Regions from separate parts of the Homo sapiens genome. Here region 1 is linked to region 2. The links are chromatin loops, found by intact Hi-C in ENCODE. Cell type or tissue: endothelial cell of umbilical vein. All regions are shown on one strand. Each heading gives the region's core, and the rest is flanking DNA. Links, peaks and the distances in the headings are about the cores only.

What was found. Peaks named below come from ENCODE experiments on the same cell type or tissue, not always from the same donor. Only the 100,000 strongest peaks of a DNase experiment are listed, where the experiment ranks them.
Region 1: a loop joins it to region 2, with 8 times the contacts of the local background. A loop is called at or near these places in 2 of 110 quality-filtered maps.

Annotation. Positions count from the first base shown.
Region 1 is chr1:213,690,809-213,703,634 of GRCh38, reverse strand. It overlaps a transcript of RPS6KC1 not described here. Among named protein-coding and RNA genes, the nearest start is that of LINC00538, 230 kb to the left of the region's middle. In endothelial cell of umbilical vein, for the core only: no CTCF peak of the experiment used is centred there; no DNase peak of the experiment used is centred there.
Region 2 is chr1:213,754,464-213,767,289 of GRCh38, reverse strand. It overlaps a transcript of RPS6KC1 not described here. Among named protein-coding and RNA genes, the nearest start is that of LINC00538, 160 kb to the left of the region's middle. In endothelial cell of umbilical vein, for the core only: no CTCF peak of the experiment used is centred there; a DNase peak (open chromatin) is centred at 5,009.

The DNA.
Region 1 (12,826 bases), core at 2,150-10,149, 64 kb after region 2:
AAAAACTTTTACCCTAGAATAGGGTAAAATATCCTTCAAACATGAAGGAGAAATAAAGACTTCTCCAGACAAACAAAAACTGAGGGATTTCATCAACACCAGACATGTCCTATAAGAAATGCTAAAGAGAGTACTTCAGTCAGGATGAAAAGGATGTTAATGAGCAATAAGAAATTACTTGGAGGTACAGAACTCATTGGTAATAAGTACACAGAAAAAATAGAATGTTATAACACTGTAACTGTGGTGTGTAAATGACTCTTATCTAAGTAGAAAAACTAAATAATGAACCATTCAAAGATAGTAACTACAACAGCTTTTTAAGACATAGACAGTACAATAAGATATAAGTAGAAACAACAAAAAGTAAAAAATCAGGGCAATGAAGTTAAAGTGTAGAGTTTTTATTAGTTTTCTTTTCACTTGCTTGTTTATTTGTTTATGCAAACAGTGTTAAGTTGTTATTAGCTTTAAATAATGGGCTATAAGATAGCATTTGCCAGCCTCACAGTAACCTCAAACCAAAAAACATACAACAGATACACAAAAGATAAAAAGCAAGAAACTAAATCATATCACCAGAGAAAATCACTTGTACTAAAAGGAAGACAGCAGGAAAGACAGAAGGAAGAAAAGACCACAAGACAACCAGGAAACAAATAACAAAATGGTAGGAGTAAGTCCTTACTTATCAAAAATAACATTAAATATAAATGGGCTAGACTCTCCAATCAAAAGACATAAAGTAGTTGAATGGGTTAAAAACAAAAACAAACAAACAAAAAAAACCTCAATGATCTGTTGCCTACAAGAAACATACTTCACCTTTAAAGACACACATATACTGAAAATAAAGGGATGGGAAAAAATATTTTATGCCAATAGAAATCAAACAGAGCAGGAGTAGCTGTACTTATATTAGAAAAATAAATTTCAAGAAAAAAATTGTAAGAAGAGTCAAAGAATTACACTATATAATGATAAAGGGATCAATTCAGCAAGAAGTTATAACAATTTTAAATATATGTGCACCAACACTGCAGCACTTAGATATATAAAACAAATATTATTAGAGCTAAAAAGAGAGAGGCCCCAAAACAATAATAGCTCGAGACTTTAACACCCCATTTTCAGAATTGGACAGATCTTCCAGACAGAAAATCAATAAAGAAATATTAAGCTTAATCTGCACTATAGACCAAAAGGATCTAATATATATTTACAGAATATTTCATCCAACAGCTACAGAATATAAATTCTTTTCCTTAGCACATAGATTATTCTCAAGGATAGACCATATGTTAGTTCACAAAACAAGCCTTAAAACATTTTTTAAAAATTAAATAATATCAAGCATATTCCCTGACTGAAATGGAATAAAACTAGAAATCAATAATGAGAGGAATTTTGGAAACTATACAAATACATGGAAAGTAAACAATATGCTCCTAATTGACCAGTGGGTCAATGAAAAAAATTAAAAAGAAAATTGAAAAATTTCTTGAAACAGATGATAATGGAAACACAACATACCAAAACTTACAGGATATAGCAAAAGCAGTATTGACAGAGAATTTTACAGCTATAAATGCCTACATCAAGAAAAAAGAAAACTTCCAAAAGCAACCTAATGATGCTTATTAAAGAACTAAAAAAGCAGGAGCAAACCAAATCCAAAATTAGTAGAAGAGAAGAAATAACAAACATCAGAGCAGAAATAAATGAAATTGAAATGATGTAAACAATGCAAAAGATCAATGAAACAAAAGTAGGATTTTTGAAAAGTTGAATAAAATTGACAGACCTTTAGTCAGACTTACCAAGAAAAAAAAAGTGAGAAGACTCTAATAAATAAATCCAGAGATGAAAAAGGAGTCATTGCAATCAATACTGTAGAAATTCAAAGAATCATTAGTGGCTGCAATGAGTGACTATATGCTAACAAATTGCAAAACATAGAAGAAATGGACAAATACCTAGACACATACAACCTGTCAAGATTGAACCATGAAGAAATCCAAAAACTGAACAAACCAACAACAAGTAATGAGATCAAAGCCATAATTAAAAGCCTCCCAGTAAAGAAAAGCCCAGGATCTGTTGGCTTCACTGCTGAATTCTACCAACATTTAAAGAACTAATACTTGAATATTAATACAAAAATCCTCAACAAAATACTAACAACCTGAATTTAACAATACATTAGAAAGATCCTTCATCATGACCAAGTGGGATTTATTCGTGGGATGCAAGGATGGTTCATCATATGCAAATCAATCAATGTGATGCATCATATCAACAGAATGAAGGACAGAAACCACATCATTGTTTCAACTGATGCTGAAAAAACACTTGAGAAAATTCAACATGTCTTCATGATAAAAAAAACCCTCAAAAAATAGGGTATAGAAGGAACATAACTCAATATAATAAAAGCCATATAGACACACAGCTAGTATCACACCAAATAAGGAAAAACTAAAGGCCTTTTCTCTGAGACCTGGAATACAACAAGGATGCCCACTTACACAACTGTTATTCAATGTAACACTGGAAGTCCTAGCTAGAGTAATCAGACAAGAGAATGAAATAAGGGGCATCCCAGTTGTAAAGCAAGAAGTCAAATTATCCTTGTTTGCAGATGATATGACTTTATATTTGGAAAAGGCTAAAGACTCCACAAGAAAACTATTAGAACTTATAAACCAGTTTACTAACATTGAAGTGTACAAAATCAACATACAAAAATTAGTAGCATTTCTATATGCCAACAGTGAAGAATCTGAAAAAGAAATATAAAAGCAATCCCATTTACCATAGCCACAAATAAGATTAAATACATAGGAATTAACTTAACCAGATAAGTGAAAGATCTCTGTAATGAAAACTATAAAACACTGATGAAAGAAATTTAAGAGGGTACCAAAAACTGGAAAGATATTTCACATTCATGGATTAGAAGAATTAATATTATTAAAATGTCCATACTACCCAAAGCAATGTATGGATTCAATGCAATCTTGATCAAAATACCAATGACATTCTTCACAGAAATAGAAAAAAAAAATCCTAAAATTTAAATGTAATCACAAAAGACCCAGAATAGCCAAAGTCATCTTAAGCAAAACAAAAACAAACAAACAAAAAACGTGTAGGGATCACATTACCTGACTTCAAATACAGAGCTATAGTAACCAAAACAGCATGTTACTGGCATAAAAATAGACACATGGGCCAATGGAGCAAAACAGAGAACCAAGAAATAAATGCACATGCACATAAACTCATTTTCAACAAAGGTGTCAAGAACATACACAAGGGAAAAGACAGTCTCTTCAATAAATGGTGCTGGGAAAACAGGATATTTATGTGCAGAAAAACAAAACGAAACCCCTATCTCTCACCATATACAAACACCAAATAAAAAATGAACGAATGACTTAAATCTAAGACCTCAAACTATGAAATTCCTACAAGAAAACATGGAGAAACCCTCCGAGATATGGATCTGGGCAAAAATTTCTTGAGGAATACCCTACAAGCTCAAGCAACCAAAGTAGAAATGAACAAATGGGGTCACATCAAGCTAAAAAGCTTCCACACAGCATGGGAAACAATCAACAAAGTGAAAAGACAAGCCACAAAATGGGAGAAAATATTTGCAAACTACTCATCTGACAAGAGATTAATAACCAGAATATATAAAGAGCTCAAACAACTCTGTCAGGAAAAAAATGCAATAATCTGATCAAAAAATGGGCAAAAGATTTGAATAGACATTTCTTAAAAGAAGACAAACAAATGGCAAACAGGCATATGAAAATGTGCTCAACATCACTGATCATCTAAAAAATTAAAAATAAAACTACAACAAATGTCACCTCACCCCAGTTAAAATGGCTTATAATCAAAATAGAGACAATAACAAAGGCTGGCAAGGATGTGAAGAAAACGGAATCTTTGTACATTGTTGGTGGAAATGTAAATTAGTTCAAAATAGTTTGGAAGTTCCTCATAAAACTAAAAATAGAGCTACCATTTGATCCAGCAATCCCACTGCTGGGTATATACCCAAAAGGAAGGAAATCAGTATATTGGATAGATACCTGCACTTCCATGTTTGTTGCAGCACTATTCACAACAGCCAAGATTTGAGGGCAACCTAAGTGTCCATCAGCAGATGAATGGATAAAGAAAATGTACTTATACACAACGGAGTACTATTTAGCCATTAAAAAATGAGATCCTGTCATTTGGAACAAAATGGATGGAACTGGAGGTCACTATGTTAAGTGAAATAAGCCAGGTACAGAAAGACAAACCTCACATGTTCTCACTTATTTGTGTGAGCTAAAAATAGAAACAATTGAACTTAAGGAGGTAGAGAATAGAAGGATGGTTACTAGAGGTTGGAAATGGGAGTGGGGTGAGGTGTGAGGGAAGTGGGGATGGTTAATGGGTACAAAAAAAATAGCTTGAATAAATGTATAAGACCCGATGTTTGATAGCACAACCGGATAACTATAGTCAATAATAATTTAATTGTTTATTTTAAAGTAACTAGAAGAGTATAATTGGACTGTTTGTAATACAAAGGATAAATGGTTAAGGGTAATAATACCCCATTTTCCATGATGTGATTATTGTGCATTGCATGTGAGTATCAAAATATCTCACGTACCCTCAAAATATATACACCTACTATGTACCCACAAAAATTAAAAAAAATTATCTAGACTGGGGAAAACATAATACAAGACAAAGGGGATATTAATAAGAGAAATGAACAAAATGAAATGGAAACAAAAAGTAAAAACAAATAAAGAAAAGAAGGGTACATACATAAGAAATACAAAAGAAATACAGTATTCACATAATTGCAGTTCCCCAAAAAGAAAACCAAGAACAAGGGACAGAACACATATTGAAAGATGTAATGGGGCAAAATATTTTCTGAAGCAAAGAAAAACTTGAATATATATATATATACAGGCACAAATGGTTGCCAGAGAAATCTGATCAAGGGCAGTCAACACTGAGTCATTCTAGTAACATTTCAGAATTCAAAGATTGAGACTACTTTAGTGAGCAAAACAAAATGACCAAGTCATGTTTAAGTGGTATAAAAGCAAAGATAACTTTGTATGTCTCTACAGTAACATTCAATCCCAGAGGATAATGAAACAATAGTTATATAACATTCAGGAAAAGAAAGTGTGACTCAAAATTTCATAACCATTTTAAGTACATATGATTAGTTACAGAAAAAGTAGTTTTGAGGATGCAAGAACTTAAGAAGTGTTATTTCAATGAGTCCTCTTGAGGAAACCACTAAAAATGAACTTTGGCCAGGCAAGTGATAACAGCGGAAACCACAATAAAATGACATGCTGTGAGCATTAAATACGTTTACCAATATAATTGAGACAAAAATCGAAGGTGAGAATTACAGATAGTCCTCAATGTACGATGGAGTTACATCCTGATAAACACAACATAAGTCGAAAGTATTATAAGTCAAAAATGCATTTAATATTTCTATAAACCCATCATAAAGTTGAACTATTGTAAGTTGGGGATGGTCTGTACAATGAAAAACTAGAATGCAAATGTTGTTAGTCTGGCAATGTAGAAATGCCCCAACTAATAAAATTGGAAGAGGAGGAAAGAAAGAAGGTGGAAAGAAAACTAATTTTATTGATTTAAAAAGGCAAGCTAAGATCATCATTACAATGTTTCTACAATAGCTGGAAATCAAAAATAATACAAAGATAAATACTAAAAATGATAATATTGTTGGCTAATATCAGGTAATAGAGGAGAAAAATGGGTGGCAGGGAAGAAGAGGAAACACACTAATTTCTTATGTTTGTCCCAGATTCTCTTGGCCCCATCTGTATCCTGGCCCTTTAGCTCTTATTCTATACTTCATCTGGCAACAGGACCAAAGTGTGGGCCTACAGAGTTCCTCTGAAGACTTAGGATTACACCCAGAATCCAAGGCTCCTCCCACCACTTCTGAACTCTGGTAAGGCTTCACACCACAAATTGGGGTGTTTGACTTCTCAAGTAGCTGGAGAAGGAGCCAAATGATGCAATCTGAAGTACATGGAAGTTCATCTCTGTGGGGCTAACCAAGGAAGACAGGAGACAGAAGATACAGTTCCTCTCTGGTCCTCTCTTCAGTAACCCACTCCAAAGCACGGTTGTTCCTTACAAACTTTCTGAAGGAGTTCTTGAAGCTGAGTGGGTACATCTGTTGAGCTGCACCTTTATTAGCAACTTGTTCTGAAGCAGGGACCAGTGCAGTAATGCACGACACTGATTTGCTTCCCATCTTCCTCTTCCTCACTTGCCTTCCACCTCGCTCCCACTGACACTCTTCATTATATAGCTTACAGACAGTTGAACACACGGAGGTTCCTGGAGGGTGGCATGCCCAGAGAGGGCATGAGAGTTCTGTGCCTCCACCCACATATGCTGCCCTGTGCATCTCTCTCACCTAACTGTTCATCTGCATCCTTTGTAGTATCTTTTATAATAAATGGATAAATATGTTTCCTTGAGTTCTGTGAGGTGCTTTAGCAAATTAATTAAACCTGAGGAGGGGGCGCAGGGATCCCCCAGTTTATAGCCAGTGGGTCAGAAGTATAGGTGACAGCCTCTTGTCTACTTGCGACTGGCATCTGAAGTGGGGGCAGTCTTGTGGGACCGAGCCCTCCACCTGTGGGATCTAACACTATCTCCAGGTAGACAGAGTCACTTGAACTCAATTAGAGCATGCTCAGCTGGTGTCCACTGGAGAAATGCCTGCTTGATGGATGGGGAGAAATTTTGGTGACTAGAGGTGCTGTGTTGCATTGAGAGGTGAGAGAGAATAGGAAAAAACACTTTGGTTTTTCCCTCTCTATCCTTCAACTGATTAATTGAAGAATAATGGTAGCCATTGATGATGATCAGAAAAGCATGAAAATATGGAATTAAGAGGTGTACTCAATTGGAAAAAGGAGTATTTTAGAAGTTTTAAATAAGTCACAGACTGGACACTTTCAAACTTTTTTCTCTCCCTTTTAGCTTCTTCCCTAAGAAGAGAGTTTCTTTTTTCTTTTTTTTTTTTTTTTTTTTTTTTTTTGAGACGGAGTTTCACTCTCATTGCCCAGGCTGGAGTGCAACGGCGTGATCTCGGCTCACCGCAGTCTCCGCCTCCCGGGTTCAAGCGATTCTCCTGCCTCAGCCTCCCAAGTAGCTGGGATTACAGGCACGTGCCACCATGCCTGGCTAATTTTTTTGTGTTTTTAGTACAGACGGAGTTTCTCCATGTTGGTCAGACTGGTCTCAAACTCCTGACCTCAGGTGATCCGCCCGCCTCAGCCTCCCAAAGTGCCGGAATTACAGGCGTGAGCCACCACGCCTGGCCAAGAAGAGAGTTTCACAGAGGAAGAATAGCAGTAATCAAGGAAGGCAGACTCAAAATCCACTCCTCATACTAAAGTGACAGTCAACAACTATAGGTTGTTGCAAGATGACTGATTCTGAGTGGCAGAAAAATTGAAGGCAGTTTGCTAGAGGAAATTTAGATTTTAATATGATCTAAAGCTCTGGAGGAGTCCAAGTTAAAGGTTCATGATGACATGAGATACCAACTTATTCAACTTTAAGGCTAAAGTAAGGATTACAATAAATTATAAAGTTATTGACAGCAATTTAAGAGGTTGTATGCTTTACTTAATACATATTCTTTGGGTTTTCTACTCAATCCTTTGATGAATGTCCCTAGCTGTTTTAACAAGAGTTATCTGTTTGTGTATTTTTTGCCTCAAAACCAATTGTAATTGGGTAGAAATAATACGAATATCTTTCCTAGATAGACCTATAGGGCAGAATGAGAAAACTACAATCAATAACCTGACAGCAACAACCTATCCTGAGTGAAGGCAAACTCCCCAAGAGGGAAGTCTAGCCTATTGAAAGCTGGACCTGTGATCCTATAAGTCCTGGAATAGAATGCTGATCACACTGAGAGCATCAAGAAAAGGGAAGATAAAAACTCTTTAAAAACTCTTTTTTTCCCAATGGGCTCTTCACTGCTCCCAGCAGAGGGGCCACTTTCTCACTTCTATCTCCTGACACCCTTTCAGTGACACACAGTCAGCCCACCTGACTCTACTTCTTACTGTCCCAGTGTCCAGTTTTGTGCCTGGCCCTCAGTGGGGTTGCCCTCCACCTCTCCACCACTCCTCCAGTGACTTCTTCACAGGTATTGTACCTACTCGCATCTGGCATTTTAAAGTCTTATTTCAATTCTGGCACCATGAAGGAATAATAGCTATTTTCTCCTACTCCCAAGACATTTCTAAGGCATCATTGAACACTGTGCCACTGTAGGACATGTGCCCACACCACTGACCTTTTTCACTGTAATAATTCTTACTCATCTTTCAAGGTTCATCTCAAGTCTCACTCTCATCTGTTCAACGCGTATTTATTGAGTGCCTACTATGTGGCAGGCAGTGTTGCAGACATTAGGAATATAGCAGTGAATGAATCAGACAGAACCTGGGCTTCACGGAACGTACATTCCGTGAGGGAGAGGATTCAACTCTTCCGAGACCTTCCATTTCAGGTTTGCTGCCCTGATTCTGCAATTCCCCAACAATCTCTGTGCCTCTACTGTGCCGCTCTCACACTGGGCACCACTGTCTGTGCTGCCATCTCTCTGTGAGCTTCTTAGGAGGCAGAACCTACCTGGTTTTCCTGCCATCCCTCATACCTGAAATGCAGTAGATGTTCAACAAATGCTTGTTGAACATATGAATGTTGAATAACATGTTGCAGAATATTACTGGCTGCCTGTCCAGCATTCATTCCCTTTATTCTTCCTCCTTTCTAACAAAACCAAATTAGTATTGTTCAGGCAATCTATCTTCCTTCATATGGCTATGTGTTGCCCTAATCCAAAATCATCCAGATGATATAGAATTTGCACCGGGACTGGGTGTTGCAAGAAACAGACCCTACAGTTAGGCTGAATGGAAAAGGTTAAGGTGGGGAGCAGAGAGGACCCCAGCATCATAGTGGGAAAGTTGGTGACTCTTGTCATGTGGTGTCATATTTAACATATAGTTAAATTGTCACCTGCTGAACCCCAGGATATCAGCCATGGGCTTACAGGAACTGTAGTTTTAGGAGAAAAGGCTGGGGGAAATTCAGAATATTGGCATCTCTTATTTCTTGCAGCCTTCAGTAAGGTTATACATGTATGAGATAAGCTCAGACTAAAGGTGACCTCTGAAAATAGAGAGAGGAAAAAAGGACAGCTTTGCTAAGGAATGTGCTTTCTGTCTGTCTGTCTGTACTCTGAGATCTAAATTAATTGACTAAGAGTCCAATAGCTTGAAGCCTTTCAGAGTTGAAAAAGCAGAATTCTCTTCTCTTAAAGTCAGTGGGAGCAGAGGCAGAGGCAGGAGATTGAGCAGGAGATAAGTTTGAGGCAAACTATAATCCCGATCCCAGCCTTTCCTAGCACCTCCTGTTAAGCATTCTCAGTTAGACAAAGGAGACACTCATGCTTATTGTGAAGATGCTGGCTGGGAAAAATCAGATTATGGGTGCTATCGCCCCACTGAGCTATTGTTTCAAATTGCCTCAAGGCAGAAGCCATTGAACCGAGGGCCAGGGTGAGGGATGGAACCCAGAGGCCAGATCGGGGGCAGGAATTGTGACTCAAGGACTGTGTCTAGACAAGATCTTTGCCCCCATGGAATTGACTGGGCACAAATAGATTAGAAAGCTAACCTAGTTTTTAAGATAAATATATTATTGACTGTTTAACACATAAGGCAATACCCAGGCCCTAAACTTACACCAATAGGAAGTGGGCTACTAAATTTCCGTAGCCATCGAAAAAGGTATTCTTCCCAATGTCCTCCTCTGATTTGGCTTTGAAAGGCAATGAACAACAGCGATTCTCCAAAAAGCAGGACCTGGGCTGCCAGACACTAATGGGTCCCTTCCTCAGGCAGGCAGGGTGGTCTCCATTCCTGCTGTGGCTCAGTGACCACTCAGTGTTGTTTCCCTTTCCCGATCCCTCTTCCTTTTTCTGAACGAGAGATTCTATTACAGCTGTTCTGTGCCTTGTCAATCACTGAATGTTGGGTGTTGGGTGCTAGGAATACATCCTTAACAAAACAAATTTCCCACCTTGAAGGAGCTTGTAGTCCAAATTGGAGAGGGTGGGCAGACAAGAAATGGACCATTGGGATACTGGGCACACAGGGTGAGCCATAGCTCAGCATGGGATGGCATGGTCAACGAAAGCTTCTCAAATATTGTGAGTCTAAGCTGAGATCTGAAGGATGAATATGAGTCAGTCAGAAAGGAGGCTGGGGGTTCAAGAGGAGAGAAGGAGGGAAGAGGGCAGCCAGGTGGCACTCTTAGCTTCTTTGGCTGCTGAGAATAGATTGAAGGCTGCTGAGAATAGATTGAAGGAAGGCAAGAGGGAAGGGAGGCTAGAGACCAGAGAGAGAAAGCAGATATAGTCTAGGCTTGAATGCCAGATTTGGGGTTTTTTTCTTGTTTGTCTTTGGTACCATATCCTGCTGTCCTCATTAAGCCCTTTAGGGCAGAGACTCTGGTGTGTTCCAGGACTGGCCCAGGAACTAGTATTACAGTAGGCAGTCAGGCAGACATGAGCAGGGCAGCCAATGGCCCCACGACCACCAGGAATGTCAGGTGAATGTCAGGTGATGGTCAGGCAGTTGTTATACTGTCTCTCTAAAATAATAATTGGTCATAGCCAGAGCCAGGGAAAGTCTCCCAATAGATAGAAATACCTGAAACTGGTGATCAGCAGCTTCCTGATAAGGTCTCAGGAGGAGCTGGGTGAGTAGGCTCAAGCATGTGCATTAAGAGGCAAAATTGCAGAGTTTAACTGGTATATGACCTTCTAGGGACAGTCGACTGGTAAGGGAATAATATCTCAAGTGAGCACATGTACAACTCCAGTAAACACACTGCACATGTGGCCCCTCCGAAGTGCTGGCAGGCCACTGTGCATGTGGACAGCCCACCGCAAGGGAAGAATCAGGGGAGAAGTAAGGCAACCCTGGAAGCATTCCAACATATAACACCCCAAGTCAAAGGTCAAACCATACGCTTGAATCTCTCAAATTGCCCACTTGGCCCTCTTCCAAGTGTACTTTACTTTCATTCCTGCTCTAAAACTTTATTTATTTTTTTTTTTTTTTGAGACAGAGTCTCACTCCCAGGCTAGAGTGTAGTGGCAAGATATCAACTCACTGCAACCTCCACCTCCTGTGTTCAAGGGATTCTCATGCCTCAGCCTCCTGGGTACCTGGGACTACAGGCACGTGCCACCATGCCCAGCTAATTTTTAGTAGAGACAGAGTTTCACCATGTTGGCCAGACTGGTCTCGAACTCTTGGCCTCAAGTGATCTGTCTGTCTTGGCCTCCCAAAGTGCTGGGATTACAGGTGTGAGCCACTGTCCTTGGCCTCTTAAAGCTTTTTAATAAACTTTCACTCCTGTTCCAAAATTTGCCTCAGTCTCTCCTTCTGCCTTATGTCCTTCAGTCAAATTCTTTCTTCTGAGAACACAAGAATGGAGGTTGCTGCAACAACCCATATGGATTCACCACCGCTAGCGCTAGGGCCTCAGAGAAAGTGCAAGCAGGTCTTCTGCAAATGCCCAGGCCTCTTCTGCGTCGCTTGTCCTTGAGCCTTCCTGCCCCTTTGGGAAAGCTCTCCAGCCAGAAGGTCACTGCCTCCTGCTTGCGGAAGATTCATTTCCATTAAGACTGGAGTCCTGATTAGCTTACTTCCTGATGGAGGAACGATTCCTTCCCGTGCATGCTTTCAGGACCCAGCCACCTCCCAGATTAACATCTCCACTAGCCAAATACTAGAAGAAAACACAATTTCCCCAGTGCTATGTTGTTCCCTAGATCTTTTCAATCATTATAACATAGAATAATTTAATGTGGGCTCCCAGGTCAACCACACAGTTTAGAAGATGCTTTGGAGACCGAAACACTTCTCTGAGACTGATTTCAACTAAAAGGAAGTATCCTTGAAAAACTGGCTACCGAGATAGCAGCAGAAGTTTCTAAAATATGGAATCTAATAGAAAATCTTGCCTGAAATATTTATAAAATCTGTTTTAAGGGCACTTACCAACCCACTAAGGAGTCCCTTTGCACAAATGCGTAATGTACAATTGCAGAGTCCTCTTTACTGGGACCCCAAGGTCTCACAAGAGGAGTTTGCTTCAGACAGGAAAGAAAAGCAAGAAGATAAGAGGACAGCATATCCGCTCAAGTATTTGCTTTTGGAGGTTTACATTAAAAAGAGAATCTCTTTGTGCTGTCCTGATTGGGGATTTTCAATTAAAGCTGAGATCGCCAGTTTTAGATTGGCTCGGCACAGCAAAAGATAGGGTACCTTGGGGGTGGCCCTGAGCCAGGGAGGCTTCCACGGGACAAGCTGACCAGAGGAAGGGAAGGGAAGATGGCCTGTTTCCTGGAGCTTGCAGGCTCAGTTTGTAAGAAAAGAAAATGGGCTTCTCCTGGAGTGGGGCCCCTTCCTGGAGGGATGAGGGACTTCTCTCACACTCTCTCTTGCTGTTCTGATGATGCCCTCCAAGAGATGGAGGGAAAAATAAAACAATCAAGGAGAAGTTAGCAGGGTAATAAAGAAGACAACAGCCAGGAGTACCTTGGACTTTCACAAAAGCAGAAAGCCCTTTTATAGCTCCTTCAGTGGCTGACATTTTTGAGTGCCCACTTTGTGCAAGCCACTGTGCAAGTGTT
Region 2 (12,826 bases), core at 1,808-9,807:
CATATGCCCTGGGAAAAGTGGATTCAGACTAGATTTTGATAGGCCTTAAGTGACAGGATTAGCCAGTGGAGAGATAGCGAAGGGTTTTGACCAGGGTTGTTTCTTGAAGAAAGTAATGTTTTGGGAAGCTTAGTCGGGAAGTGATACATAAAGCTAAAGGCGGCAGAGAAATAAATTAGATGTAGAGTAACTGAGGCATTAGGTAACAAGGCCTGGATTAGAATCACAGGAGTGGGAATCTAAAGGGAGAGAGAATTGGGAGCATTTACAAAGCAAGGATCAATGGAACTGGATAGCTGAGGAGCTATGAAAAGGTGAAAGGAAAAAAAAGCATTTAAAATATAAAAACCGGGGTTCTGGTTGAATCTGGTTGAATGGCGAGGGGAGGCCATTTTTGAAAGAAAATGCCATCTCCTTGGAGGTGACAGAGAAAGCCATGGGAGGAAATGAATTCTTTGACAAAAAGAAAGCAAAGGGGAGGTCCAACGGCATAATGAGATAGAGCCAGTTAGGGGTGAGAAAAGGGAGAGGAATAAGAGGTAGGAACAGGAGTAATCAGGGAGGTATGAGAATGACACATAATTACTATAGAAACTATGTCAATAAAAATCCTTCTGAAGCATGAGGAAACAGTAAAATTAACTGCTGCAAAAGAGACAGTAAGGAGAATTAAAAATTAGAAAACGTACATCTGCCCACCAGGAGGTCATTGAGAAGAACAGGAAAAAGACTGGAAGGTTTTCCTATGTGGGAACTTATGTCACAAGGTAATTTTACACATTTCCAGCCTTTCTGTAAGAGTGTACACTGGAAAAATCCTGTGTTCCCTCATCATCTCCAGTCCTCAAGGAGTGTTGCATGGGTAAGTCTTACGTGCCATGTGATGGCAGCCTGGTTTGTGCTCTTGATGACAAGTCAACAGAGTTACTGATTAATTTCACCCAAATACAAGAAGAGCAACTGACTTCCTGTCCCAGCAACTTCATCACCACTTTCTTAGTTTTGCCTTCTTCTGGGACCCTGAAAAATTGCATGTTTTTAAGACTCGGGAGGAAAGAAAAACTACAATAAAACGTTAAACAAGCCTTGGTCAAACGCTGGGCTTCTACAAATGCCATTTCATCCCCAGAAAGACACGTTGGGAAGTTGGATACTATTAGCTACAGATCTGGTCTAACACTTAAACCTACTAGGTTGCTGTCTACTTGCTAACATTATGGATTGAATTTTAAAATATCCCCACCTCCAAAATACTTCCCCCAAGCTTCCTAATCTGTCCACTTAGGCTGAGAATTCCTAAAAACAAAACAAAGCCATCAATCCACAGGTAGAGATCAAGCTTAAAATACAGAAACTCTACAGTGTCCTACCCCCATCATCACTTGGTTTAAATTAATGTGAAGAACAAATAACTTACAGTAAAGTATAAAAACCACAAAATGATATTATAAAAATTTTTTTATAGTGTTTCTAAAAGTTGGTGATAGGGAATGGTTTCCAGTTTCTTAGTGCAGCTGACTTGGGTTACTTATTCTGCTACAGGTGTGGGTTGGTGGAAGGGTGGAGGGGAGTAGTAGGGAGAGGGGCTGGCGAGGGTAGAGTGGGTAAGGACTTGGGAAAGAGGGAGGAGTGGCCTTATGTGCCTGACGTTTATTTGCCTATTGAGTTGGGGGAAGTTTTGCGGTTCAACAAATATTATGAGTCTATGACAGAGCTGTACTGGGGGCCAGAGATGCAGTCATGAAAGCAATACCTTTGCCTTCAAGAGGATCTAATTCAATGGCCCTGGGCAGACTCATTAGCAGACCGTTTCAAATCTAAGGGAAGTGCTAGGAGGGAGAAGAGCTGGCAATGCCCTAACAAGTGGAGCTCCTAGCCCTGACTGGAGGTGGGAGAGGTCACAACCTGTTTTATGAGGGTGAGTTAAAGGGAACTTAGAGATGAGATTCCTGTCTTTTTCCCCGGAGAGGGATTGGAGTAGAGATGCCTTCTTAGGGGCGCTATGGAATTGTTCTGTCTCCATCTCTCCCTACATCTTTTCTCCCTAATCAGAAAGGGAGTGGAGAAAAAACAGTCACCGCCCAAGAAGGCCAAGGAAGTTTATGGTGTTTGTCAGTATTTTCAGGCCTGCTCCTGCATCCAGACTTAAACAGGGTTGGGATCCACCATCTCTCTGAAAGGAGCTTGGTGCACCAGGATGACCACTTCCCTCGGTGGCTGTGGAGAGGGTGTCCAAGGGCTGGTGGCCTAGGCCTGCCACAGAAGCCTGAAAACTTGCTGGAATAGATCCTGGAAAGGCCATGGAGAATGGATGGTGAGAGAGACACCCCACCCCTGCCCCCTATAGGGAGATTTCATGGAAGGAAATGGACTGCTTCTGACTGGTCTCTTGAGGAGTAAGAAAGTGGTGAGAGGGGCAAGCCTGACTTGACCAAGACTGGAGAAAGACACTCGCCCTTCTAATTTTTTGGAACCTTTCTTGAAGAGGCAGGGTTTTCAGCTTCAGGCATGGCTTGGTCCCTTCCACTTGCTTGCTCCAGGATATGACCTTGAGAGGAACCAACACTCCAGCTTGCACCTGGGGTTGCCTTTTTCAAGGCTTTGCATTGACTCCCTGACTCCCTGTCCCCAAGAGCGTCCACTGAAAAGCTGTCAGAGGCATCCATGTGGCAGAGGAGGACTGAGGCCAATGCCAGCTGGAATGGTATCACAGAACTAGAGCTTCTGAGGTTGTAGGATTCATGAGGCATTGGGAAGAGACAGAGGAGGTCATTTGAGTCTCTTTCTGAACTTCATCTCACCTGTATCTTTTGTTCCTTACACTCTGATAGCAGGGACAACCTAAAAGAGGGTCTGATGGAGGAGAGAAAGCAGGCTGATCCTGGGCCCTTGGGTGCTGGAGGAAGAGGCCCCCTGAAGGGAGCAGGAGAAGAAAGGACAGCAGAGGAGTGCTGAAATTCACCTTGCTGACTGCCCTGCTGACTGCCCTGGGCCACTGTTCTTGGCTTTAGGAGATTCAAAGTCTAAGAAAGATCCCTTTCCCCTGATCCGCCAAAGTTTTCATTTCCTGGAGAAATAGCTTCTCTCTCTGCGTGTTTCCGTCAACTCTCAGCAAGACCTGAACAAGTGCATGAAGGTGATAAACCTGCTACTTCACTGGGGCTGTTTATTTCCAGTCGACAAATATTGTGCCAATGTTCACTTCAATTAGGGGACACATTTGACAATCTGACTACTCCATCTGATGCCTCAAGGGCAAATTTCAGCTCTTTCAGGAAGGGATGGGCCAATAACGGATTCGTATGAATAAAATATACAGAGAAGGAACATTCGCAGCAGTTTGGGGAAACCACCTTCTCCAGCAAGGAGAGCAAAATGTCTACATGAAGATAAAATTCACATAAATAAAGCATGGGGCTTAAACTGTTGGGATGCTGGGAATTCAGAGTGAAGGCTCCTGTGCCTGCTTGCCCATCACCTGCCTGGAGTTGGGAATTAAGAAGTGCAAATCAGCACTAAGGAGCCTAAGACATTTGTAATTCTATGGAAGAAAATCATTGTGGCAGAGTTCAACTCGCTAAGAATCTTACTCGTTTATTCCAGTTTTAAAAACCATCCTAGCAACCAGAAGTTTTTTGTGGTGTTTAATTTTTAATCCTTCTGTTTAATTCCCTTTCTTCTTTATTACCCTGAAGATAATCAGAAAAGCTGCTCAGCATCCCCTTTTTACAGCTTTTCACATCCTGGAAGGTAGAGTCAAGGACCAGGTCCCATGAATAGAGCTCTTCCTGCTCGGAATTGACCTTGGGTCCATGTTACCCTTTTCCTGGCAGCAGCAGACTAGAGGATGAGTTAGGTCTTCTGTAGCACCTGCCTTGGGCAAGTGCCATCAGCTCGCTGGACTCCTGTATTCCCATCAGGGAAAGGGAAAGTCAGTTCCTTCCTCATCTTGGAAGGGTCTCCTGGGAATCAAGTCAGGTGCTAAGAGGGGAAGGAAGTGAAAGTTTGATAGAAATGAAGGGACTCTCGTCGTTTGGTTCCTGTTTTTTGGGCTGACCTGGTCAGTACAAAGAACTCCCAGAGGCAGCTTCGTCACTGAGATGGGAAAACAAAAGCAAAAATTACCCTTAAGGCCAGGCTCAGTGGCCCACACCTATAATCCCAGAACTTTGGGAGGCCAAGGCAGGTGGATCACCTGAGGTCAGGAGTTTGAGACCAGCCTGGCCAACATGGTGAAATCCTGTCTCTACTAAAAATACAAAAATTAGCCGGGCATGGTGGCGGGTGCCTGTAATCCCAGCTACTTGGGAGGCTAAGGCAGAATTGCTTGAACCTGGGAGGCAGAGGTTGTAGTAAGCTGAGATCATGCCACTGCACTCCAGTCTGGGCGACAGGGAGAGACTCCGTCTCAAAAAAAAAAAAAAACGTAAAAAAATTACTTTTAGGTTAATGGCTCTCAAACTATACATTTGTCTAGTTCCCTACTTAGTTAAGCCTGGGTTATCTTAAATACTTGTGTGTGTATTTGTTCAAAAAAGGTCCTCACACAGCTCATAAGCTTGTTAATAGCATACAATTAATTTTATATTTTAATATGAATGACAGGTATTTTCTATTCTTAGAAAGGGCATTATAAACATCTATTATTAGCATGGAAAGAAATCTCTTGAGAGTGACCATCTGCACCACATATTTGACTTATTCTTACAACATTTTTATTTCTATTGTTATTAGCAAATGATCACAAATGCATCTAATTGAAATTAAATTTCTTTATTATAGGAGAGTTCTTGGATTTACACTAGTATTTGATGCATCTCTAGTCATCGTTCACTTTTCTTATTTTCATTCATTCATTCAACAACATTTATGGGAACCCAGAATGGCCCAGGATGCTGGGGGAAGCTGTGAAGTAAAGATGTGTTTCCCTTCCTCCGGAAGACAGAAAGGCAAAGAGAAACAGCGTAGTGCAGAAAGGAAATGAGGCAGAGGGGAGAGGGGTGCACTAAACTCTGTGCTGAGTTGTCAGGAAGGCTTGATCTGTGACTCAGACATGAGGAGGAGCTTTTGATGTGCAAAAGGGTGAAAAGCACGCTAGGCAGAGGGCACTGCTTATGCAAGGCAGAGTCCCTGCCCGAGACAGCGCACCTCTGACTTTGAGAACTGAGTTTGGTTTTCGTCATCCTTCCTTCCTTCCCTCCCTCTCTCTCCCTTTCCCTCTTTCTTCCTTTTCTCCTCTTTTCCTCCTCCCCTTTCCCTCTCCCTTTCTCCCACCCACCATTTTGCTCTTCATTCTTTTTCATCCTCATGACTCTAACAATCATTTTCGTCTCACTTTATCAAATCTAGATATATCTGAATAGAAAAATAATCAAAGATCTAAACTCCAGCCAACACCCCCAACTTCAGACATGGTTCCATCCCTCTAATAACACCCTCAACCCACCACTGAGCAGCTCTGAGACACCTTTTCACCCACTGGGTGTCCCCAGGGGTCTGGAGAGACTCATTCTTCTTGCCTTCATCCCTGCCACCTGGCTGCATATTTTCTACACACTTGAAAAACTCGTTTGAAGAACCCAGGAACCTGGCTGGGCACCTAGAAGATGTCTGAGTGAGCAAAGGAGGCACTGAGCCATTTGGAAGCTCAAAGACTGAAAGGCAGAAGCCATTTGCCTGTCCGCCATTCCTAGCATTAAATGGAAAGTGTGTGGACAGTGCAGTCATCACTGTAAGCCTTTGCACAGATACAATGTCAACAGGACAATTATGATGGAAGTCTTATAGAACAAAGTCCTATTTAAATTATTGGAATCCTTTCCATCTGATCCATCCCACCCATTACAGCCCCAGTTATGAGAGATTATTAAAACTATATCCTCCTGCTCTGATTTTCAAAAGTCTGTAAAAGAGAAATTGCCCCAGATATTGGCTGCTGTGGCCACGCAGTGCAGCATTTCCTGTCACCAAAATTCATCTGGCTGTGCTTTTGAGCTAAACAACATGCATCCTCAGACTTCATAAATTGTCATTCCTCTGCCCATCCAGAGAGCAGAAATTCATGACTTGATCTCAATCAAACAGCGTAAAAACCCAAACAAAAATACATCTGGACAGACAAACGGGATGCCAGGTTTTTGCTTGATGAGAAGGGAAATAGCTCAACCCTGGCCCCTTGGAATGAAGGCTTTATCTCAAAAAATGCTCATGGAACCTTAACAGAGTCACCGAGACCAGCTTCCCTTATAATATACAACATAAACTAGATATGGAGCTCATTTTGTTCCATGCTTTGTGACCTGGAAAACATTTTGTTGGAGCCTTAAAAAAAAAATTAGCCCATGTTCATTTTCCCCCCAAATGCGATGATCATCATTTTCTGTTCCTTTAGCCCAGGTGAACAGCAGCCAGTGAGCTGAGGCAAAAAAAAAAAAAAAAAAAGTAGACTCACACTTTCCTGACACAGTTAACAGGCTGTTAAAATTCTGTCCTGCTCAGCCTTAGTATTAGTGTTTAGGGAATCAGAAGGCTAGATCTACAAGATCTGGCTAATATCTACACACAAAGTAGATTGAAGAGTAAACAACAACAAAACACTATTTACTGGTCAGTTAAATAATCCATTATCCACAAAACTGATTACTAATGTTGTTTGTCTGAATACATATTTTCCTGAAACAAAACGAATTTATCTTGAATTGTGTAGGTAGACAGAAGTGTGGTATGTTTTTTTAACAGAGGGAAATCTGCCATTGAAAGCAGAAGCAAAGCTTGCCTGAGCTGAGATCTTACCAGATCAAGAGGGAAGCCTATAGTTGTGAACTCATATTCCTTCCTCCTGCTCCCCCAGTTTCTCTCTCCAGGGCTGACCTGGGGGAGGATGTCTCTGGGCAGGGACCGGCAGCAGCATATATGCAAATGTTCCCTAATTGTGTCCCAACCATTACTCCATTGTGGAGGCTTTTAAGATAATTTATGAATATTCTTTTTTAACCACTGTAAATGAAGCAGCGGCTGTGGGTGTTTGTGGTGTGTGTGTATGTATGTGTGTGATTTCTTCCTGAGTTATTTATTTGATAATGATATTAAATATTAGAAACTCTAACAGCTGGTGTGTTTATCCTGACTTGAGTGTATTAACCTCTTTAGCCCTTTTTTCCAGAAGAAGGATTCGGCATCACAGATTTGACTGTCAGCTGTGGTGCCTGGCGGCCCCACCGACTGGCATGCTGACAGAATCTAAAGTCCAGAGCAGCAAGTAAACATGGATGACATTGCAGGGAACGAGGGGGAAAGAGAGCACATGATGACTTGAGGCACCTGCAGCTGCTTGCACCCAAATCAAAGTAAAGGCTGCACTCACTGGAATGGAAAAACACTGAATTTACTGGGAGTGCATTGGCTCTGTGCTAGGTGAGGGAGAAGGAGGGGGCTTGCTAGAGGACATGGGAGGGGAAGATGGAGCCTTGATCACTGGCATTTTGCCCACTCACAATACTGACAGAGCTAAAGTACCTTAGGGGAAATCCCTGGGTCCTAAGGACCATTGCCTCCCACATGGTGGGTAAGGATCTACAGCTGCGGAGGCTGGGCTGACAGGTCTGTGGGAAGAAGACAGGACAGAGTAGGCCAGGCCACTGAGTACTGGGGGCTGAGGACAGAGGTGATGTGCACTTACCAGACAGGGTTTAAGCCCTTTTACTGGCTGTGTGAGCTTCAGCAAGTTGTTTAATCCCTCAGCCTCAGTCTTCACATCTGTGACATGGAAATAATGGCACGTGGCCATGCATGGTTAGGGTGGCCCATAGTGAATGAGATAATGAGTAAATGAAACAGAAATATATAAAGAATTACAGGCATATGTTGAAGAAATTGCAGGTTCAGTTCCAGACCATTGCAATGAAGCAAGTATCACAATAAAGCAAGTCACATGAACTTTTTGATTTTCCAGTGCATATAAAAGTTGTATTTATACTATACTGTAGTCTATTAAGTGTGCAATAGCATTATGGCTAAGGAACAATGCTCATAACTTAATCAAAAATACTTTACTGATAAAAAAAAACTGCTAATGATCCTCTGAGTCTTCAGCAAGTCATAATCTTTTTGCTGGTGAAGGGTCTTGCCTCCATGTTGATGGCTGCTGACTGATCAGGGTGGTGGTTGCTGAAGGCTGGGGTGGCTATGACAATTTCTTAAAATAAGACAACAGTGAAGTTCGCTGCACCAATGGACTTTCCTTTCACAAAAGAGTCTCTGTAGCATGTGATGCTGTTTGATAGCATTTTATGCACAGTAGAGCTTCTGTCAAAATTGGAGTCAATCCTCTCAAGCCCTACCACTGCCTTATCAACTAAGTTTATAGAACAAATATTCTAAATCTTTTGTTGTCAGCTCAACAATGTTCACAGCATCTTCACCAGGAGTAGATTCCATCTCAAGAAGCCACTTTCTTTGCTCATTCATAAAAAGCAACTCCTTATTCATTCAAGTTTTACCACGAGATTGCAGCAATTCAGTCCCATCTTCAGGCTCCACTTCTAATTCTAGTTATCTTGCTATTTTCACATCTGCTGTTACTTCCTCCACTGAGGTCCTGAACTCCTCAAAGTCATTCATGAAGTTTGGAATCAATCTCTTCCAAAGCCCTGTTAATGTGGATATTTTGACCTCCTTTCATGAATCATGAATCACATTTTTTTTTTTTTTTTGAGACAGAGTCTCATTCTGTCCACCCAGGCTGGGGTGTAGTGGTGTGGTCTCGGCTTACTGCAACTTCCGCCTCCCGGGTTCAAGTGATTCTCCTGCCTCAGCCTCCTGAGTAGCTGGGATCACAGATGTGCACCACCATACCCAGCTAATTTTTATAGTTTTAGTAGAGACAGGGTTTTACCATGTTGTCCAGGCTGGTCTCGAACTCCTGACCTCAGGTGATCTTCCCTTCTCAGCTTCCCAAAGTGCTGGGATTACAGGTGTGAGCCACCATGCCCTGCTGAATCACAAATATTTTTAATGGCACCTAGAATGATAAATTCTTTCCAGAGGATTTTCAGTTTACTTTGTCAAGATCCATCAGAGGAATCACTATCTATGGGAGTTATAGCCTTATAAAATGTTTTTCTTAAATAATAAGACTTGAAAGTCTAAATTGCTCTTTGATTCATGGGCAGAATGGATGTTGTGTTATCAAACATGAAACAACATTCATCTCCTTGTACATCTCCATCAGAGTTCTTGGGTGGCCAGGTGCATTGTCAATGAGCAGTATTAAAAATATTTTATTCTAAAAAGTAGGTCTCAACAGTGGGCTCAAAATATTGAGTTAACCATGCTGAAAACAGATGTGCTGTCATCCAGGCTCTGTAGCTCCATTGATAGAGCACAAGCAGAGTATATTTAGCATCATTCTTAAGGGCCCTATGATTTTCAGAATGGTCAATGGGCATTGATTTCAACTTAAAGTCACCAGATGCATTAGCCTGAAACAAGAGAGTCAGCCCGTCCTTTGAAGCTTTGAAGCCAGGTATGGACTTCTCTCCAGCTATGAAAGTCCTGGTTGTCATCTTCTTCCAATAGAAGGCGAGTTTGTCTTTACTGAAAATCTGCTGTTTATTGCAGCCCCCTTCATCATTTATCCTAGCTAGATCTTCTGCTAAGATCTTGCTGCAGCTTCCACATCAACACTTGCTGCTCCACCTTGAATTTTTATATTATGGAGACAGCTCCTTTCCTGAAATCTCATGAACCAACCTCTACTCGCTTTTAACTTTTCTTTGCCATTTCCTCACCTCTCCAGTCTTCATCGAATTGAAGAGCATTAGAGCTTTGCTCTGGATTAGGCTTTGGCTTAAGGGAATGTTGTGGCTTGTCTGATCTTCTATCTGGACCACTCAAACTTTCTCCATCTCAGCAATCACGCCATTTTGCTTTCTTATCATCCCTGTGTTCACTGGAGTAGTACTTTTAATTTCCTTTAAGAAATTTTCTTTTGTATTCACAACTTGGCTAAATGGTGCAAGAGGTCTAGCTTTCAGCCTATCTTGGGTTTTGACATGCCTTCCTCACTAAGCTTAACTATGTCTAGCTTTAGATTTAAAGTAAAAGATGTGCAACTCTTCCTTTCACTTGAACATTTAGTGGCTGCTGTGGAGTAATTAATTGGCCTAATTTTAATATTCTGTCTCAGAAAATAAAGAGGCTTGAGAAGGAGGAGAGAGATGGTGGAACAACCATTTGGCAGAGAAGTCAGAACACACAACATTTATTAAGTCCCTGTCTTATTGAATGCTGTTTGTTGTCCCCCCAAAACAATAAAAATAATATCAAAGATCACTGATTGCAGATCACTATAACAGATATAATAATAATAAAGATGTTTGGGCTGGGTGCAGTGGCTCACTCCTATTATACCAGTACTTTGGGGGGGCCGAGGCAGGCAGATTGCTTGAGGTCAGGAGTTCGAGACCAGCCTGGGCAACATAGTGAAACCAGATCTCTACAAAAAAATTAGCTGGGTGCAGTGGTGTGTGCCTGTAGTCCCAAATACTTGAGAGGGTGAGGTGAGAGGATCGCTTGAGCCCAGAGGGTGAGGCTGCAGTGAGCCAAGATTGCACCACTGTACTCCAGTCTGGGTGACAGAGCAAGACCCTGTCTCAAAAAAAAGTGGAAGAGGGGGCATTTGAAATATTTTTCAAATATTCTCAAAAATTACCAAAGTGTGATGCAGAGACATGTAATGAGCACATGATGTTGAAAATATGGTGCTGATAGACGTGTTCAACACAGGGTTGCCACAAACCTTCAATTTATATATATTTTAAATAACCTGAATATCTGTGAAGTGCAACAGCATGAAGCACAATAAAACAAGGTATGCCTGTACTAGTTTTCTGTCTCTCCCTAATCCACAAGGATTGCCTTTGAACCCTTCCCTACAGACAGCCCTCAAATGTTAAGACACTAAGGCTTTTCCAGTCTCCCGGAACTTGCTTTTCTTCTGGAGATTAAGTTAAGATTGCAGAATCCATTTCTGGAAGCTGGGCACATGGTCTTTTGCTCTCAAGGGAGCTCCTTATTCCATGATCTGGTCCAGAGTGTCCCTGGCATGATGACATCAGGAGGAGGGATAAGTAGTAGTACAAAACAGTGTTCAAGCTCACAGGTAAGATTTCTTCCTTGGAAGGGATGCCTCCTCTTCTAGGGCCACCCCACAGCCTTAGGGCCTTGCAGTGTGAGATTTGTGGGCACCTCAACACTTCTTTGTAAGCCCAGCGGTGGTGATTGGCCCAAGTAGGAGTGGAGGTAGTGCTGGAGGGGATGGAAAGCCAGGGAGGAAGCCTAAGTTTGCTTCAGGATGGTAAATAAGGTGCCTCTGTTACTCCAGAAAGCCAGGGTTATTTCTGTTTATCTCAGTGTCTGACATATGGCAGAATGCACATACCTTAATCAAAACTACTTTATTGCTAAAGCACTTCTGTCTTTGGGGTGGTACATGGACTGATTAATGAATGAATGAAGAAATGAATTGTTGAATAAAGACAAAGTTCATGTCTGCATAAGAGCATAATAGAAAGTGCATGTCAGTGAGCAGCCACACTCAGGGTGGAAGTTTCCATATATAGGACAAGTCTGATGCACCATCTTACATCCTCTTGCTTCACCTCTGTCCAAGGCTTTGGGCCCCTTTTCCCACTCCAGCTGCCACTACAGAGACCAGTGAAAGTGCAACCTGATCATGCCACCTGGCCCACACTGCATGACTCTCACCATTTGACTGGAGGCTCTTCTGATGCTGTGGAGGCATGCAAATGTGGGACCTACACATTTGCAATACTAAAGTGTCTGGGAGTTAATGCCCAGTGGGCAGATATTTGACCAATGGGAGGCAGGACATGGTGGATTTATTCTTCTCCTTTCCCTGCTTCCTTCTCCATTGGACTCTCGTGAGACAAGAGTACTTAGGAGTTCTGGGAAGCAAGTCCTGAGACATGGAGCCTTCAGTTGCATTAGGTTGGTGCAAAAGTTTTCGCAGCTTTTGCCATTAAAAGTAATGACAAAAACCGTGATTACTTTTGCACCAATCTAAATACATTATATTGAGCAGAGGCTAGCTTGGTCATGCCCCACATTCAAGCTCTCCCTCCTTTTCTGCCTCACTCCCCCTTTCTCTCCCTCACAATTCCTGGGAATTGAACTCCTTCCTGAAGAAGCACTTCCTAATAATGACTATCACCTTAAGTGTAAGGAACGAATCCTAGAATATTTTTCTATCACTTAACTTGAGTACACAAGAATTAATACATTCTTTGCACTGTGGCTTAAAAAGTTAAATTAAGCAAAAGATAATTGAACTAGATTGCTAAATCATCTACAATTGTGTCAAATCCAGCTGGAGGATTTCTGAAATGCCAGACAGGTTTCTAAGCTACTGTTATGGATTGAATGTTTGTGTTCCCTCAAATTCATATGTTGAAGCCCTGATGCCCAATGGGATAGTATTTGGAAATGGGGTTGTAGTAGTCTGTTCTTGCACTGCTGTAAAGAAATACCTGAGGCTGGGTAATTTATAAAGAAAAGAGGTTTAATTGGCTCATGGTTCCACCGACTGTAGAGGAAGCACGGCAGCATCTGCTTCTGGGGAGGCCTCAGGGAACTTTTACTCATGGATGAAGACAAAGTGGGAATAGCCTTCTTACGTGGCAGGAACAGGACTGAGAGAGAGAGGTGGAAGGTGCTACACACTTTTAAAACAACCAGATCTCTTGAGAACTCACTCACTATCAAAAGAACACATAAACCACTTGTGAGAACTCTGCCCCCATGATTC